4 separate regions of the Homo sapiens genome follow, and regions 1, 2 and 3 are each linked to region 4. Evidence: chromatin loops called from intact Hi-C (ENCODE). Cell type or tissue: heart left ventricle. All regions are shown on one strand. Each heading gives the region's core, and the rest is flanking DNA. Links, peaks and the distances in the headings are about the cores only. Region 1 has its middle 9.6 kb from the start of LINC02273. Region 2 holds the start of LINC03074 (long intergenic non-protein coding RNA 3074). Region 3 has its middle 61 kb from the start of LINC02273. Region 4 overlaps LOC127898557 (a long non-coding RNA gene).

Region 1 (3,897 bases), core at 756-3,255, 280 kb after region 4:
ACATAAAGGAGGTGAGGGAGCAAGCCTTGGGGATATCTGGCAAAAAAAACATATGTGCAAAGGCCCTGAGGCCTGCGTGGCTGGATCAGAGCACGAAGCAAGCAAGTGGTAGGAAGTGGGGTCAGAGCAATGCCAGCAGGTGCAGAGGTAGATTGCTCAGGGTACTATAGGCCATTGCAAAGACTGAATTTTACTCTGAGTCAAAAGAGAGGATGCTGGAGCAGTAGGGAAGAATATGCTCTAACTCACATTTTAACACTATCTTTCTGGTGCTCTGTTGAGAGAAGAGTGAAGGCAACAAAGACAAAAGAAAGGAAGCCTGTCAGGAAGCTTCTGCAAGCATCTTTCCAGGTGAAAGATGAAGGCAGCTTGGAGCAAGGTGGTGGTGGTGGAGGTGGAGAGATTAATTCTAGTGAAGCACTCACTACTGTTTCTGGCACAGAATAAGTGTCCAGTGGGTGGTGATGGTGCTTATTATTATTAACAAAGTACATGGGGAGAAGTGGGAAGTCAGGGGCAAAAGAAAGCCACAACATTCAGTGTGCCAGACATTATCTGAATAAAGGGAAGGCAGAGCCAGAAACGTAGGATAATGACAGCCTGGGTATCAGGGGTAATCTCAGAGGCACTATTTTGGGACCAGAATAAAAGATTGTTCTGAGCTTCAAAGGCACCATGCGGGTGCTGCAGCAAGGGATCTGTCCCTGAGCCAAATCCTCCAGAGAAGCAGAGAATTAAGAAAAGTCAAGGTCAGCTAGGAGACTATCTGGATTCAGAGACACAGGAGACTCAAGAGTTGAGGGCATTTTGTTTGTTTATTTTTATATACCAAGATACATAATGTAGAAACCTCCCTGGTTTCTACATGGAAGCTAGAAACCACATAAGCACCTAAATACTATATCAGAAACACTTTAATTTAGCTAAATCAATATAAAAAGGGGCAAATGGAAGCCAAGTTTGGCCTTTCAGAAACCTAATGATCCCTTGCCCTTCCTGTTCAGGGGTAGATACTGAATCTTTCACCATGGCCATGCAAGAAGGGGAACTCTATTTGAGAAAGTAAATGCTTTAAGGGCAATATTTCCATAAGGTTTTTTTCTTTGTTTGTTTGTTTTGTTTTGTTTTGTTTTCTGAGATGGAGTCTTGCTCCGTCACCCAGGCTGGAGTGCAGTGGCGTGATCTCGGTTCACTGCAACCTCCACTTCCCGGGTTCAAGCAATTCTCCTGCCTCAGCCTGCCAAGTAGCTGAGATTACAGGCATGTGCCACCTCGCCCAGCTAATTTTTGTATTTTTAGCAGAGACGGGGTTTCACCGTGTTGGCTAGGCTGGTCTTGAACTCCTGACCTGGTGATCCGCCCGCCTCGGCCTCCCAAAGTGCTGGGATTACAGGCATGAACCACTGCGTGCAGCTCTCCATAAGGTATTTAAGATTGCTCCCCACTTTCCAAACGTTAACTAAGTCACTCCGCTAAATGCACAAGCACATTGGCGGTTGCCAATTGCTCCCAGGCCTGGTCACTGCCTGCGCTAACTAGCTCTCTCTAACTGTGTAAGAGGCTTTGAGTGTAAAATGTACAGGCAACAGAAAAGATAGGCCTGGGGTGAGTCACTGTCAAGAGCCCTGGTGGCAAAGCCCCTCCTCCTTTCATCTCTTTAGGGATGTAAGAAATGCTTGACATGCAATGATGTCTGTTTTGCCTCTGCCCCCATGCAGGTAGGAAATGGCTCTAGAATAGCACTGTAGCTCTTTCTGCAATGACGGAAACGGTCTACGCCTGGGCTGTCCAATATGATTACCATCCGGCCACATGTGGCTGTTGAGCATTTGAAATGTGCCCAGTGCAAATGACAGACTGGGTTTTTAAATTTTATTTTATCTTAACTAAAAGTTAAATTAAAGAGCCAAATGCGGCTAGTGTTTACTGAATTACACAGCACAGCTCTGGAAGGTTTACTAACTTTAATCCCAACTCCTGTCCTTTGAACTCAGTAAAGAATGTAAATGTCTCTGGGATTGGAGCCTTTTAGTAATCTAGGGAGCATGGCACCAGAGTCCTACGTGAGGGGTAAGGTCTGATGAGGACTGGAACTAGCCCTGCAGAGGCAGGTACAATAACCAGCAGCTATAGGACCGGCACACACCCTGGTGTCTCTCTGAGCCTGTTTCTTCACTGACTTCCTCACAAGGAATTATGAGAATTAAGCCACTCTAAAAATTTAAGATTGTTTTATAAAGCGATTGTTCTGTTATGGGTCCTGGGGTTTCTAAACAAATGGGAAACCATTTAATGACAAATATATGTAGAATGTTCTATATTCCTCATTCGTTTCTAAATTCATCCCATCTTAAGGCAAGAAGAAAAGCAAGTAGCCTTTTTTGGGCCATATTCCCTATATTTACAATATGAAATCTCAAAGCCATCTATAAGCCTAAGAGGCAGAAGCAGAAACAGTGCCAAGCTCTGAAAATAGCAACCAAAACAGCCAATCAAAGAACCTCGGTTCCATTTCCACAAAGTGGAGTGTTGTGCTGTCGTTTACATAACTTACCTTCATAATTAAAATCACAGGAACAGAGTGATAATTTTATATCAGTTACATGACCTTTAAATGGGAAGGTTAATGAGAAATATAAGAATCTATGTTTTTTTTGTTTTCATATTAAAAAAAATTTTTTTTGAGACAGGGCCTCGCTTTGTCACCCAGGCTGGAGTGCAGTGGCATGATCTTGGCTCAATGCAGCCCTCCCTGGGCTCAAGCGATCTTCCCACCTTAGTCTCCCAGTAGCTGGTACTACAGGCATGCACCACTACACCCTGCTAATTTTTAAAACTTTTTTTGTAGAGATGGGGTCTCACTTTATTGCCCAGGCTGGTCTTGAACTCCTGGGCTCAAGCAGTCCTCCTGCCTCAGCCTCCCAAAGTGCTGAGGTTACAGGCGTGAGCCACTGCACCTAGCCAAGAATCTGTGTTAAAGTGAAAACTTGTCACTGCTACCCAATAGTGATTGATGCTGAGACTAGCCAGAATAAATACAAAACTGTGCACTTCATGAACAAGGCTGGACACTGAAATCGGAAATGTATGTATTAAGCACCTGGCAGGCACAGAAAGGTGCTTTCACTGATGTATCATTTCCTATTTGATCCTTTCAACAAGCCTATGATGTCGCTATTATGATTTCAAGAGAGGTTAAGTAACAAGCCGAAGGTTATAGAGATGGGAAGTAAGAAAGTCAGAAGTCCCATCCAGGCTGCCTCCACTCCATAGCCAAAGCATTTCACACTCAACAACAGAAGATGGCTTGGAATAACATTCAGAAGTTTTTTTTTTTTCTTTAAGTTAAGATTTGTATCCTACTTACTTCCAAAAGACTTGAGGCAGCTTAAAGATTAAAATACAGTGCAAGAGAAGGCATTTAAGGATAACACTCTTGCTGAAGAATGCAAAAGAAATAGATGGTTTTAGACACCTGAGTGGAGCAGATTCTAACACTTGGGCATTTAATTTGGTTCTAACTTTTCTGACAGCTAAGCCAAAAAGAGAAGCATATTGGATTGCACAGAGTTTTGTTTTCCAACAAGGTAAAGCATACATATTCATCTACAGAGACAAAACGTTTTCCTGGTAGGAAACTTAGGTAGAAATTCATCACGTAGGTCCTTGGATAAAGGACACTGAGTGACACAGAGAACCTTACTCTCTTACTCTCATTTGTAAAAGAAGGGGGCCACATTAAGGTCAACTTCCAGTGCAGTGAGTGCATGAAATACTGCTAACGAAAGTTCCGCAAAAGAGTCAGAAACACCATTCAACAGAGCGCTGCTTTTATGGACCCTCTATAAAGACAGAAGACATAATATACTAAAGCACAGCTTAGTGAAGGAATTTCTA
Region 2 (3,897 bases), core at 527-3,026, 150 kb after region 4:
ATAGTTTTATAATCTGAGTGGTGGTTTTAAAATAGGTCCATAAATTCTTTGATACTCCTTCCTTCAAAAGGTGGAGGCTAATTACCCTCCCTTTGAGTGTGGTCTCTGCTTAGTGACTCACTTCTTATGGATAGAATGTGGTGGAAATGATGATGTGTTACCCCGTACGCTAGGTCATAAAAGGAACTGCAGCTTTGTTCTTGCTGTCTCCCTTGGATCACTTGCTTGGGGGGAACCAGCTGCCATGTTGTGAGATGCTCAAGCAGCTGTATGGAGGAGCCCATGTGGAAAAAAACTGAGCACCCCTCACAACCGATATTCCCTTACCAGGAGTGTGGCAAGCCTCCCTGGAAGCAGACTCTTCAGCACCAGTCAAGCTTTCAGATGCTGCAGCCGTGGGCAATGACTTTGCTGCAATCTTATGAGAGACTAAGCCAGAACCACCCAGCTAAGTGGCTCCCACATTCATGACTCACGAAAACTGTGTGAGATAATCAATGTTTATTGTTTTAAGCTGCTAAGCTTTGGGGTAATTTGTTATATAGCAATAGATAATATACTCTGCACTCAAATTATTTCCTGTGAGAACTAGAGGTGAAAGGTAAGGTATCTCTGTCATGTCAGAGTGGCTAAGGCTTTTAAAGCAATGACCAAGGACAGGAATTCTTAGTTTGAGAAGCTTGGCCCAGGGGCAGATAATAGAACTTGTTTGATTTCTGTTTACACTCCCTTCTCAAAGAAGGTGCAACAACCTACAACAAAAATATGTTCATGGAAGCCATGGTAAATAGGAAAGAGGAATATGGTAAATAGGAAAGAGGAATATGGTAAATAGCAAAGAGAAATAGGAAAGAGAAAACCACAACCAGATAAAAGAAATGGTAATTGTTAAGCATAACGGTCAACATAATTGCAACAGTTGAACTTTAATCATGACTCCGAGCCATGGTAAAAGGGAAAACTTAGCAAGTTCTATAGCTCTTATTACTGGAAAGGAAGCAAAGCTTTTCCCAGCTTTAGATGTTTAAAAAAATTATCTTGTGGACTTTAATATAGATGCTGATCTAGGTAAAAGACAAGGCTCTCAATCATACTTTTGGAGATATTGGGTTAACAAAATTCATTTAGCTGTTACTTGTGTTCTTTAGTAAAGGAGGTGGGAGAATGACAGTGCTAAGCACTGTGATAGATTATAGAAAATAGAAGGAATTCCTCTGACCTAAGTGTTACCAGGCCTTTTGAAAGTGGCAAGTAAATGTATGTTAAAATATTTTTGATCTGAGCTTTTCTCTCTCTTTTTCTGTTGGTATATATATAGCACAAAAGCACTTCTTGGGCAGCAATTTAAAATAGCCCAGTTTATCTCTCTGCTTGTATTCCAGGTCTTGGTTTTGAGCTATAAATTCTTGCTGCTATCTTGGACTTTTCCTGAGAATCTGAATCCTTCAGCACATCCTATCACATTCCACCAATTCTTGACCTTCTGTTATCCTCACCAGCCCCCCGGGCTTTGTTCAAAGTCCTGCAGGGAGGCTGCAGAGACAATGGAATGCACAGGCTGTGGTAGCTCAGCTGCGGGGACTGTCCAGGCGCCTAACTGGTTGTGTGAGGCTTTCAGAGAACGCTGCTCCTGTGCTGGGCTTCAGAGAGAGGGCTTGCTGCAGCACAGTGGGGTGGCCTCCTGCTGGTGGCCCAGGCCACAGGGATATGGAAACATGTGTCTAGTCTAGAGCTGCGGGCTTGGGTGACCTTGAGGCAAGGGAGGCACCTGGGGGCTAAAATATAAGGAGGCACTCATTCTCCTCTCGGTCCTGTTGAGCTGTTTCTTATTATGGCTGAAAATATGAACTGAACCATGTGAAGATGCCTAGCACATGGCCGGGAATGTAGTACGTTTCAATTAATGTTGGTTTCCTTCTTCCCTTTGACTTTCCTTCTTCTACTCTATCTTTTCTTCTCCTCATCTTGCTTCCTTCCTCCTTTCCTTCCCTTTTCCCTCCATTCTGCAAGCATCTGAGAGGCAGGGCTGGTGTGTGTTGGGTTGTTTCCTTTGGGTCTCGGCCCTGCTGTCTCCCCTGCTGGATACTCCCTGTGTCTTCTCTGTGTAATTAACTACAGCCCATCTTCCCCATCTCCAGAGGCTCACGCCTTTGCTGACCCCCACTTACTTGGCCAACTCCCCCTACTTTCTGCTTCCATCACATGGCGTCTGTCTTTTTAAATTCTTACCACATTGATTATTTTATATTACTTGATTGATTACTTGATTAAAATACATTTTACATGTATTTGTACGATTACTTCCCTGAGACTGTAACACGTTTCTGGTCACCTTTACAGTCCCAGTACTCAGGAAAGTGCCTGAGACATTGCAGGCATGGAATAATTATTGGTTCCATGAATTAATGAACGGATGAATGAAAAAGCCAAGTTCCATGATTTGTATCAGGTGTAAGCCAGTGAATAACAGTTTCTGTGTGATGAGGATGAATGTTTCTACCTAGTAGGGCACATGTAGCACTGAGGAAACCATGGGCATCTCAGGCTGCTGGATGCCAGATGCCTCGGACCCAGAGACGCCACCTCCACACAGTAACACAGGAGAGACGGCAGGGCCAGATTGAGTGACCTCATAAATAAAGCAATGCCTTCCAGGTCTTTCTAAAATACTAGGTACCTGCATTAATTTTCTAGGGCTGCCGTAATGGAATACCACAGATTGGGTGAAGCCACCATGTTGGCTTAAGCAGCAACAGAACTTTATTTTCTCCAGTCCTGGAGGCAGAAAGTCCAAGATCAAAGTGTCAGCAGGGTGGTTTCTCCTGAGGCCTCTCCTTGGCTTGCAGATGGCATCTTCTCCCTGTGCCTTCACGGGGTCTCCCTCTGTATCTGTCTGTGTCCAAATTCCCTCTTCTTGTAAGGACACCACATAACCTATATTGGTTTAGGGTCCACAGGAGCAACCTCATTTTAACTTATACCTCTTTAAAGACCCTGTCTCTCAATACAGCCGAGGTAACAGGGCTCAGGACTTCAATAACAGATTTGTGGGGCGGCAGGGGTGAGACTCAGCCAGTAGCATTACTGCTACAGCCAAACTGCCACTTCCTGGCTGAGTGGCTTCAGACAAGGTATTCACCTCTCTGTGCCTCCATCTCCTCACCTGGAGATAATAAAGCTACCACCTCACTGAGAGGTGTGAGAGTTAAAAGCCCTAATCCCCATGAAGCACTTGGGACAGTGGCATGTGGCAATGCTCAAGAAGTGTCAGCTATTATGATGATTACTTAGCCCTAAGGGAGTTTTTTTGGGCATTGGAGTGTAAGAATTGGTCTCTGCCCTCAAGATGCTTAAAGTCGTCTTACATAGAATATAAATCTAATAAATAAAAACAACAAGAGACATTTTCCGTGACGGATGCTTTTTGGGCCACCACTTTGGAAGGGAAAGCCAAGAGGTGGAAGGAATGATGATGGCAACCAAACTTAAGTCTCAGCTGTGCGTCTCCACCTCCCAGCACAACCGGGTGCTAGCAGCATCAGGCTCTGTGGTCTCCAGGGGGGCGCTGCCTGCAAGAGGGCTCAGTCCGCAGCATTCTCAGTCCTTGTAGTCACCACCCTCCACTTTCTTGAGCCATAGCTGCCAAGGGATGTTTACCTGTCTCCCCAAAAAGTGGTCAGAACCACTTTGCAGGGCTATCCTCCCCACCCTAGAACTCCTTTGGAGATGCCTACATGGAACTCTTTGATCACCACCTGCTGTTGCTGCTGCTGCTGCTGCTGCCTGGGGCCCCTCAGTGACCCTCCTTGTCCCTGCCATATCAGCAGGACATGTCTCTCTCTATCAGGACTAATGGGACCATTTCTCTCTACACTGGGGCTGGCCAGGAGCTGGATC
Region 3 (3,897 bases), core at 843-3,342, 230 kb after region 4:
TTGAGGTCAGATGCTATATTAAAAAAGAACTTTGCTACCACATCCTTACCTCATGCCTTGCACAGGCCTGAAACTTGAGATATGTACATTGAATGAATGCTGAGTTAGCATGTTTACATTTGAACACAAGTTCTATTAAAAATGAGTGCCCACCCTAAGTAACTAAGAGCAAGTTGACCACAGGCTAATACAACTTATTTTACTTGGAGGCAAGCTTGAGTATGGAGAAGAGTGGAAGAGGCACGGATTGGTTTTTATGAGGTGGTCATTTTAAGGTTTACTGAATTGCAACAAATATGTTGGTCATGTTTCAGGCCTACAGACATTTGGCACTCAGTCTAGTTCCCCTTCTTCCTTCGGGCAAGTTTCTGAACTCTTTGGGAATGAAAACCTGCCTAAGGGCTTGAGTTGGTGCTGTGAGTCCCAGTCGGGCTAAAAGGACTGGCTCTGAAATTTAGGTTAAAATCTTGACCCCATCACCAGCTAGCTCTATGGCTTTGGGCAAGGGGCTCAGGTTGGCACATTTTTCTCAGCACAGAAATAATATTACCACTACCACAGGATTATTTAGTGAATAGCCCCTGTAAGTGAATCCTGTAAGGTATTCAGCATAGTCCTTGGCACTTAAGAAGTGCTTAGTGACTGTGAGCCACTTCTTCCATCGCCTCTGTGTATTGAACTGGACTTTTCATCCTGGCCCCTCACTAAGATTTTAACTCATCTAGTAAAGGAAGCCTTCTGCCCTGGGTGCTGGGATTGGCACCATAAAGAATGGGTCTTGCCCTTGAGGAGCTGAGAGTTTATTTTCAGCATTTAAATATTTAGACTCACAAGACGTTGAGCAAGTGATTTCACCTCTCTGTGCCTGAGTGTGTGGAAGGTGAACAGTAAGCAACCTTCCAACCCAATGTGTCCATGAGTCTTAATGTTGGCTGGAACTCAGCTACAGACAGAAGGAAAGAATGATTAGTCACTATGCTGGTAAACATAGCAAGGTTATCTCCTTTTATTAATAGACTAGGCTACGCAAGTCACAAAAATAGGGTAGCTTCAAAACTTAAATTCTTGGAATTTTAGTTTCTGTTGCATCTGATGAAACGTGAAAAGGGACTTGTGTTGTGTATGGACTTTGTAAAATGATCTTCTATCTCTTGGTGCAAATCAATTACTTATTAGTTTTTATTGCCAAGGAAAGGAAAATATATTACCATTCATTTTAGTCTTTTTCTTATCGATTCTGTGAGCACAGTGATAGTTGTTTAAAGAAAAATGATTACATTTATTTGTTCACTACAAAAGACCTATACCACATTATAGAAAATTCAAAAAGGGAAAAATCAGAAGAAAAAAGAGCTTTCCACACTAGTCAGCAACTGTTGGTGTTTAAGTGTTCTTTCATTTTTCTTCTGAATATTTTTGCATCGAGTATTGCATTTTCACTAAACACTAAGTAATAAACATTTACCATATTCGTACATGGATTTTATAATGATTTTGAATTGTAGAATAATATTCCCATGAGGGACATCTGGTTCCTTTGACCATTTTCCTACTCTTGTCTTGTTAGAAGGCAGCAGAGCAGGGTTTCCATGGGATGTGGTACCAGGGCTGGGTTGAGACGTGGCTCTCTCATTTCCTAGCAGTGTGACCTCGGTTAGGCCACTGAATCTCTCCAGGCCTAGATGTCCTCATCTAGGAAAATACAGGCTATATTAGTTCCAATCTCGTCAGGTCATTGTGAAGACTACATGAGATCATGTACGTAGAAAGCTCACGAGTATCTGGAACGTCGTCGAGTTTGCTGATGTTAGTGGCTGCTGCTACGTAGCCTACATTCCAATCTGACGACTGGTTTGATTTTTATAAACATCCTCCAAGAAAATGCACGTGGAATACCAGGCCATGTCATTTCATCTCTCATGTCACTTTATCTTTTGAGATCCTCATTTGCAAAGTGAGATGGTCAGACTATACAGTGTGACCCCAAAGGCCCCCTTCCACCTCCAACGACGGTGATTCTTGGCTTATGCTAAAAGCAGCTATAACCACTGCAGGGAAATGACCTATGGAAACCACAGCCTTGCCCATGAAGAAGGAAACCTGCAAGGGCCTGAGGGCTTGTGCACATCAGTTTATCTTTTAGTCCAGATAAACATTTGACATTTGTTCCGACACCTTCCTTCCAAGGGCTTCTCACAGTTCAGTCTGTGTGCTTCTCAGATCTCCATTTTTCAAATGGGTTCAGCAGCCGGTGCGCTCATCCAAAGTTTTATTTATCCATTCCACATTTCTAATGTCGCTTCGCTGCTGTGATCATTTTCCTATGTGGTCATTTAAGGAAGATAAATTGAACTGCAAATCTCAGTAGAATAGGCATTGCTCTTAGTCATTCCCCAAGGGACAGAGAAGATTTTTCTCACTCTTAGCACCACCTGCTTGTGCTCTCCCTATAATCTCCCAAGAGGAGTTTTTAATTAAAAAAAAATTATTTGGACAGCAGAGTAGTTGGGTGAGTTGCCTCCCTGGTCCATGCACTGTTACCCCTAACATTCAGACTTCTCAGATCCCAAAACCAGGTGCTGAAAGGGACTGAACTAATCTCACCTTAGGATCAGAGGTGCCCCTGCCAAGAAGCAGATGTCATTAGCATAGAACTGACAGCCACAAAAGCTTCCCACCCACCACCTCTGGCCTTCTGTTCCCAGAAAATTTCAGTGGCGTCAGCTTTCCCATCCAGAGAGCCTCTCCAGTGGGCACATTAGACAGGAAACATTAGGATGGAGAAGAAGCCTGGCACACAGGGACATCCACTGGGATGCAGAATACAGCGTGAGTTTTTGTTTCTTTGGTGTTTTCGGCTTTTTTTTTTTTTTTTTTTCCAAATGGAGTCTCGTTCTGTTGCCCAGGCCGGAGTGTAGTGGTGTGATCTCGGCTCACTGCAGCTGCAGCCTTTGCCTCCGGGGCTCAAGCGATTCTTTTGCCTCAGCCTCCTGAGTAACTGGGATTACAGGTGCCCACCACCACACTTGGCTAATTTTTGAATTTTTAGTAGAGACAGGGTTTCTCCATGTTGGCCAGGCTGGTTTCAAACCTCTGGCCTCAAGTGATCTGCCTCCCAAAGTGATGGGATTACAGGCATGAGCCACCGCACCCAGTCCAGCATGAGTATTAAGGTTAAGTATGTGGGCTCTGGATCCAGGCTGCCTAGATTTGAATCCTTGCACTGTTTATTCTGCGTGACCTTAGGTAGGTTATTTAACCTCTCTGTGCCTCCATTTCCAAAATGAGAATAATATTAATAGAAGAGCTTTTCATAAGGCATGTGAGGATTACATGAGTTAGCACATGTAAAAAAACATAAAACATGCCTGGCATATCCCAAAGGTGTGGTAAACAGGAGCTCACACCATGAGTGATTGAGGACTATGTGCTCAATGAGTGAATCCCATCCTTTCTGTAAGGGGCAGTCAGTAGTAGTAGGAAGAGTGTGGGTTTTAAGGAAAGACCTGAGTTTGCATATCACCTCCAGTTTGTGTTTAACTTTAAATAAATTCTAGACTTCCCATACCCTCAGTGTCCTCATCTGTTAAATGGGAACACTTTCTCTACCTTCGAGGCTGACTGTGAGGACTAAATGGAAGTATGTATTTTAAAGGCTCAACACAGTGCCTAGCACATAATCAGCTTCTGAACATGTGAGCTCCTGACACAGCCCAGCTCAAAACAGGAGCCAGGGTCTCCCCAGGGTTTTTAGAGGCAAGCACTGTTTCATTTATTCCTAGTGTTTGCTTTATTGCTGCCAACCTAGTCTTCACAGTTCCTGGGGTTTGGGTCATCAAAGCCATTTTAAAAGTCTCTATTTTCCTCCAGCGTCTCCCTCCTGGTGGAGAGATGCCT
Region 4 (3,897 bases), core at 889-3,388:
CCCCAAAACACTCACACAGACACACTCATAATAATGTGTGACCAAGTATCTGAGTACCCTGTGGCCCAGTCAAGTTGATATACAATTAATCATTACACCAGGGAAACTTAAAATATACACTGATTCTGCTGGGATCCAGCCCAGGGCTTTTGTGGTTTCATTGGTCTGGGGATTTTTCCTGAAGCCAGGGGAAAATTGCCAACTAAATTTTCATATATATGATTACATTACATATGTAATTACATTACATATATTATGTTATGTGTAATATAATTATATGTATATATGTATGTGTGTATATATATGCTACTATATATATATTATATGTGTGTGTATATATATATATCTTTCAATAGAGTGTGGAATCCTTAAAGGCAGGGTCTGGACTTAGCCATGGTTATCTCAACACCGGCCTGGAAATTGAACCACACTGTGGCATAACGGTTATGATTATGGTTATGGTTATGTTATGGGTTGAATTATGTCCCCCCCAAAAATTGAAGTCTTAATCCCCTATGCCTCAGAATGTGACCTTGTTTGGAAATAAGGTTGTTGCAGATGTAATTAGTTAAGATGAGGATAATGGATGTAGATAAAAGATGAAATACTGGAGTAGGATAGACTTCTAGTGTCCTTATAAGAGGAGAAGAGACACTGAGACGCACAGGGAGAATGCCATGTGACAATGAAGGCAGAGATTGGAGTTGGTAGCTATAAGCCAAGGAAAGCCAAAGGTTGACAGCAAGCCAGTAGAAGCTAGGAAGAGGCAAGGGTGAAACCCTATGGGTTTCAAAGGGAGCACAGCCCTGCTGGCACCTTGACCTAGGACTTCTGGCCTCCAGACTGTGAGAAAAGAATACACTTCTGGTGTTTTTTTTTTTTTCTGAGACGGAGTCTCACTCTGTTGCCCAGGCTGGAGTGCAGTGGCGCGATTTCGGCTCACTGCCAGCTCCGCCTCCCGGGTTCACGCCATTCTCCTGCCTCAGCCTGCCGAGTAGCTGGGACTACAGGCGCCCGCCACCATGCCCGGCTAATTTTTTGTATTTTTGGTAGAGATGGGGTTTTGCCGTGTTAGCCAGGATGGTCTCCATCTCCTGACCTCGTGATCCGCCCGCCTCGGCCTCCCAAAGTGCCGGGATTACAGGCGTGAGCCACCGCGCCCGGCCCTACACTTCTGGTTTTAAGCCGCTGAATTGTAGTACCTTGTTAAGGCAGCCCTAGGAAACCAATCAAATAACCAGTAAGAGTGAAGCTGTGCTTGCAGGAGAGGGGGGTGCACTAAATTTATGGGAAGGTAGAGTGGGATAAACAAGAATTGGTCATTCTTTCACTATGGTGTGAGGAAGGAGTGTTTTGAGAATTACTTGCTTATTTTTCTGTTTGAGCTTTAAGGTTTGGGATTTTCCACATGCTGGTGATCTTGAGATATATAATTGAGTCCCTTGAGTTGAACACCTTTCCAGAAATGATCACCCGAACTGATAACTGTTCTCATTTCTCAAGCTACCCATAGATCTACTAGAAATTAATACGCAGACCCCTGGCTTATCCATTTCTCATTTTTTTCACTAAAGCTTGATCAACTCAGGGCTCATTCGTCAGAGCACATTTCTGGATCTGTAAGATCTGGGATGAGTCAGGGGCTCACCAAGGTCATTGGGAAGCACTGCCTGCCCAGCCATCTGCCCCTCACTCTTTGACGTCTCTTTAAATTAAACACCACATCCCGTGGTAAAATTGTTCTTGCTCTATTAATAGCCAGCTTGGCTCGTGTTGCACTGAAAATCCACGGAGGAAGGGTGTCAGAGAGAAGAAAAAGGCTACAGACCCAAGGGCACATTTCTTGGTCAGATGACTCCAGTCTCTGAGGAATCCCAAGAATTCTCTGTGTAAAATGCCTGGGCCTTCTCCTCCGCTTCTCCTGTGACTTCTTTTTCTAAGATCTCATCAACCAAAGTGAACTTTCCCCTTTTCCTTCCCCAATATTTTCATGCTTGAATTTATTTTTGATCAGGAAATGCTACAAGGTTACTTTAAGAGAAGTATCCAAACCCCTTTCTGTGGACTCATGAGACATTTCTAACTTCATCCATGTCATTACTGAATTAAAATGGAAACCTTCCACTCCCAGTTGTTACTGATGCTTTCTGCAGCCGCATCTTTATAAAATTGTGATATAATTTTACAACTGATTGGCCTACAATTTTATAGGGCTGCCACAAACTCACATCTGCTCCCCGAGATGGGCCCTGGTAGCTTCCTAACTTCTCTCTGTACTATTTTCTCTAAATTTCCCATCCTGGCCCTGACCGAGTGCTCTTTCCTTCTGCTGGCTGCCACACTTGGGTCACCTCCTCACGGCTGTCACCACTCCACAGTCAGGAAGTCCCTGCCAAAGCTTCTCGGGCTATTTTTCAAATGTTTGACCTTTGCCCATTCCTGACGCACCCACTACTCACATTCTTCCTGCCTCCTCTCTCTACACCCTGATTTCTTGGCCTTTATAGTCCCCAGCTCCCTACCCTGGCCCTCATTACTGGCGGTGTGCCAGCCTTTAAATCCAGTTTCATCATCGTGCCCTGTGGTGTAAAGACAGAGAAGTGTCTCTCTGCCTAGGGACAGGAGTTCTTGGCGCCACTAAAGAGGTTGTCTTCTGGTCCCCACCCTTCCATCTTGGAAAAAGCTCCAACTCCAAGTGCTTCATAATGGTGGGGTGTGGCTTTCTTTAGAAAATCCCAGGTGATTTCTCTAAAAGACAGGTGCAAAATGCAGAGGGGATGAGGGTGGAGCTATTCCTGGACTCCTTTTTTTTTTTTTTTCTCAGAAGCTGGTTTTGGTCAGCTTTGATGTTAACCCTAGCATCTGCACAATGTCCTGCTTGCTTAGTTCTCTTCACTGGTGGTTCCCGGGGATAGGAAAAGCAGGCTGGAGAGGCCAGCACATTAGCAATGCACTGGATGTTTAGAGTTGCTCTCCTGTACCCAACCCAGGCCACCCCCTCCCCCCACTCCCCGGGTCTGTGTCCGGGGCTTTGTACAGTGTTGTTTCTCAAAGTGTGGTCTGGGGATGAGCAGCGTCAACATCATCAAGGAGCTTGTTAGAAATGCAGAATCCCAGGTGCCATCTGTGACCTCCTGAATCAGAATCTCATTTTAGCATGATCTCCAGGTAGTTCTTATGCACACATCGCAGCAGGAACAGTGGTGTTCCACGTGTGTGTGCAGCCGCCCAGGGCAGCGGGAGCCTGCCCAGTGCCCCCGGAGCAGCTGAAGGAACACCTTCAAGAATGTAGCAGGCTAAGTGCATTTAGAGGTTATCAGTGTGTCAGCGAGGCAACCTCTTTGTGGGGATCATTTAATTAATGTTAATTGCTCTTGGCCTGTTGTGTGACTCTGGCAGGATTTACGGAAAATCACCGTAATCTAAAACCCTATAAAAGAGTCATTGCTTTTAGAGGCCTTGTGACTCATGCCCGGAGACACCTTCTGATACTTGATGCATCACACAGATGTATAAATAATGCCCACATCTGCATAATCCTCAGAGGCATCAAGGCACTTCATTTTTGGTGGGGGCAGGTGCACCCAGGTGAAGAGCAGTGCTCCTCATATGTTATGATCTGGGTGGCAGTTGGTGAGAATTTGCTTTACAAAGAGAAATGATTTATCCAGTTTTATTACCCAATTCTGTGCTTTCATGGATTACATAAATTTTGTTATTGCCATCAGCCCAGTGGATGTTTAAAGTGGTTTCCATATTGCATGACACCCCATCCCTCCTCCTCTTAGCATCTCACAGGTCAGGGAGAGGAAGAAGTAGGCTTGAAATACACATAGTGACAGGTGATGGCTCATGAGGCACAATCCCAGGAAAGCTCGCAGAGCGCTTCCCAATGGC

The links. Hi-C counts contacts between places; a loop is a spot of excess contacts. Peaks named below come from ENCODE experiments on the same cell type or tissue, not always from the same donor. Only the 100,000 strongest peaks of a DNase experiment are listed, where the experiment ranks them.
Region 1: it touches region 4 in a loop (14-fold over the local background); 4 of 110 quality-filtered maps call a loop at or near these places.
Region 2: it touches region 4 in a loop (2.9-fold over the local background); 5 of 110 quality-filtered maps call a loop at or near these places.
Region 3: a loop joins it to region 4, with 23 times the contacts of the local background. A loop is called at or near these places in 15 of 110 quality-filtered maps.

Annotation. Positions count from the first base shown.
Region 1 is chr4:152,089,159-152,093,055 of GRCh38, forward strand. No RefSeq gene overlaps it. Among named protein-coding and RNA genes, the nearest start is that of LINC02273, 9.6 kb to the right of the region's middle. In heart left ventricle, for the core only: no CTCF peak of the experiment used is centred there; no DNase peak of the experiment used is centred there; H3K27ac peaks cover 2,180 bases.
Region 2 is chr4:151,955,772-151,959,668 of GRCh38, forward strand. LINC03074 (long intergenic non-protein coding RNA 3074) reads left to right here and starts at 206. Exons shown (of 2, transcript NR_183803.1): 1 at 206-485. In heart left ventricle, for the core only: a CTCF peak has its summit at 1,704; no DNase peak of the experiment used is centred there; H3K27ac peaks cover 1,565 bases.
Region 3 is chr4:152,037,528-152,041,424 of GRCh38, forward strand. No RefSeq gene overlaps it. Among named protein-coding and RNA genes, the nearest start is that of LINC02273, 61 kb to the right of the region's middle. In heart left ventricle, for the core only: no CTCF peak of the experiment used is centred there; no DNase peak of the experiment used is centred there; H3K27ac peaks cover 2,420 bases.
Region 4 is chr4:151,804,953-151,808,849 of GRCh38, forward strand. The region is part of intron 2 of LOC127898557 (a long non-coding RNA gene); the gene reads left to right. The region is part of intron 2 of LOC105377488 (a long non-coding RNA gene); the gene reads left to right. Among named protein-coding and RNA genes, the nearest start is that of GATB, 46 kb to the left of the region's middle. In heart left ventricle, for the core only: no CTCF peak of the experiment used is centred there; a DNase peak (open chromatin) is centred at 2,399; H3K27ac peaks cover 2,500 bases.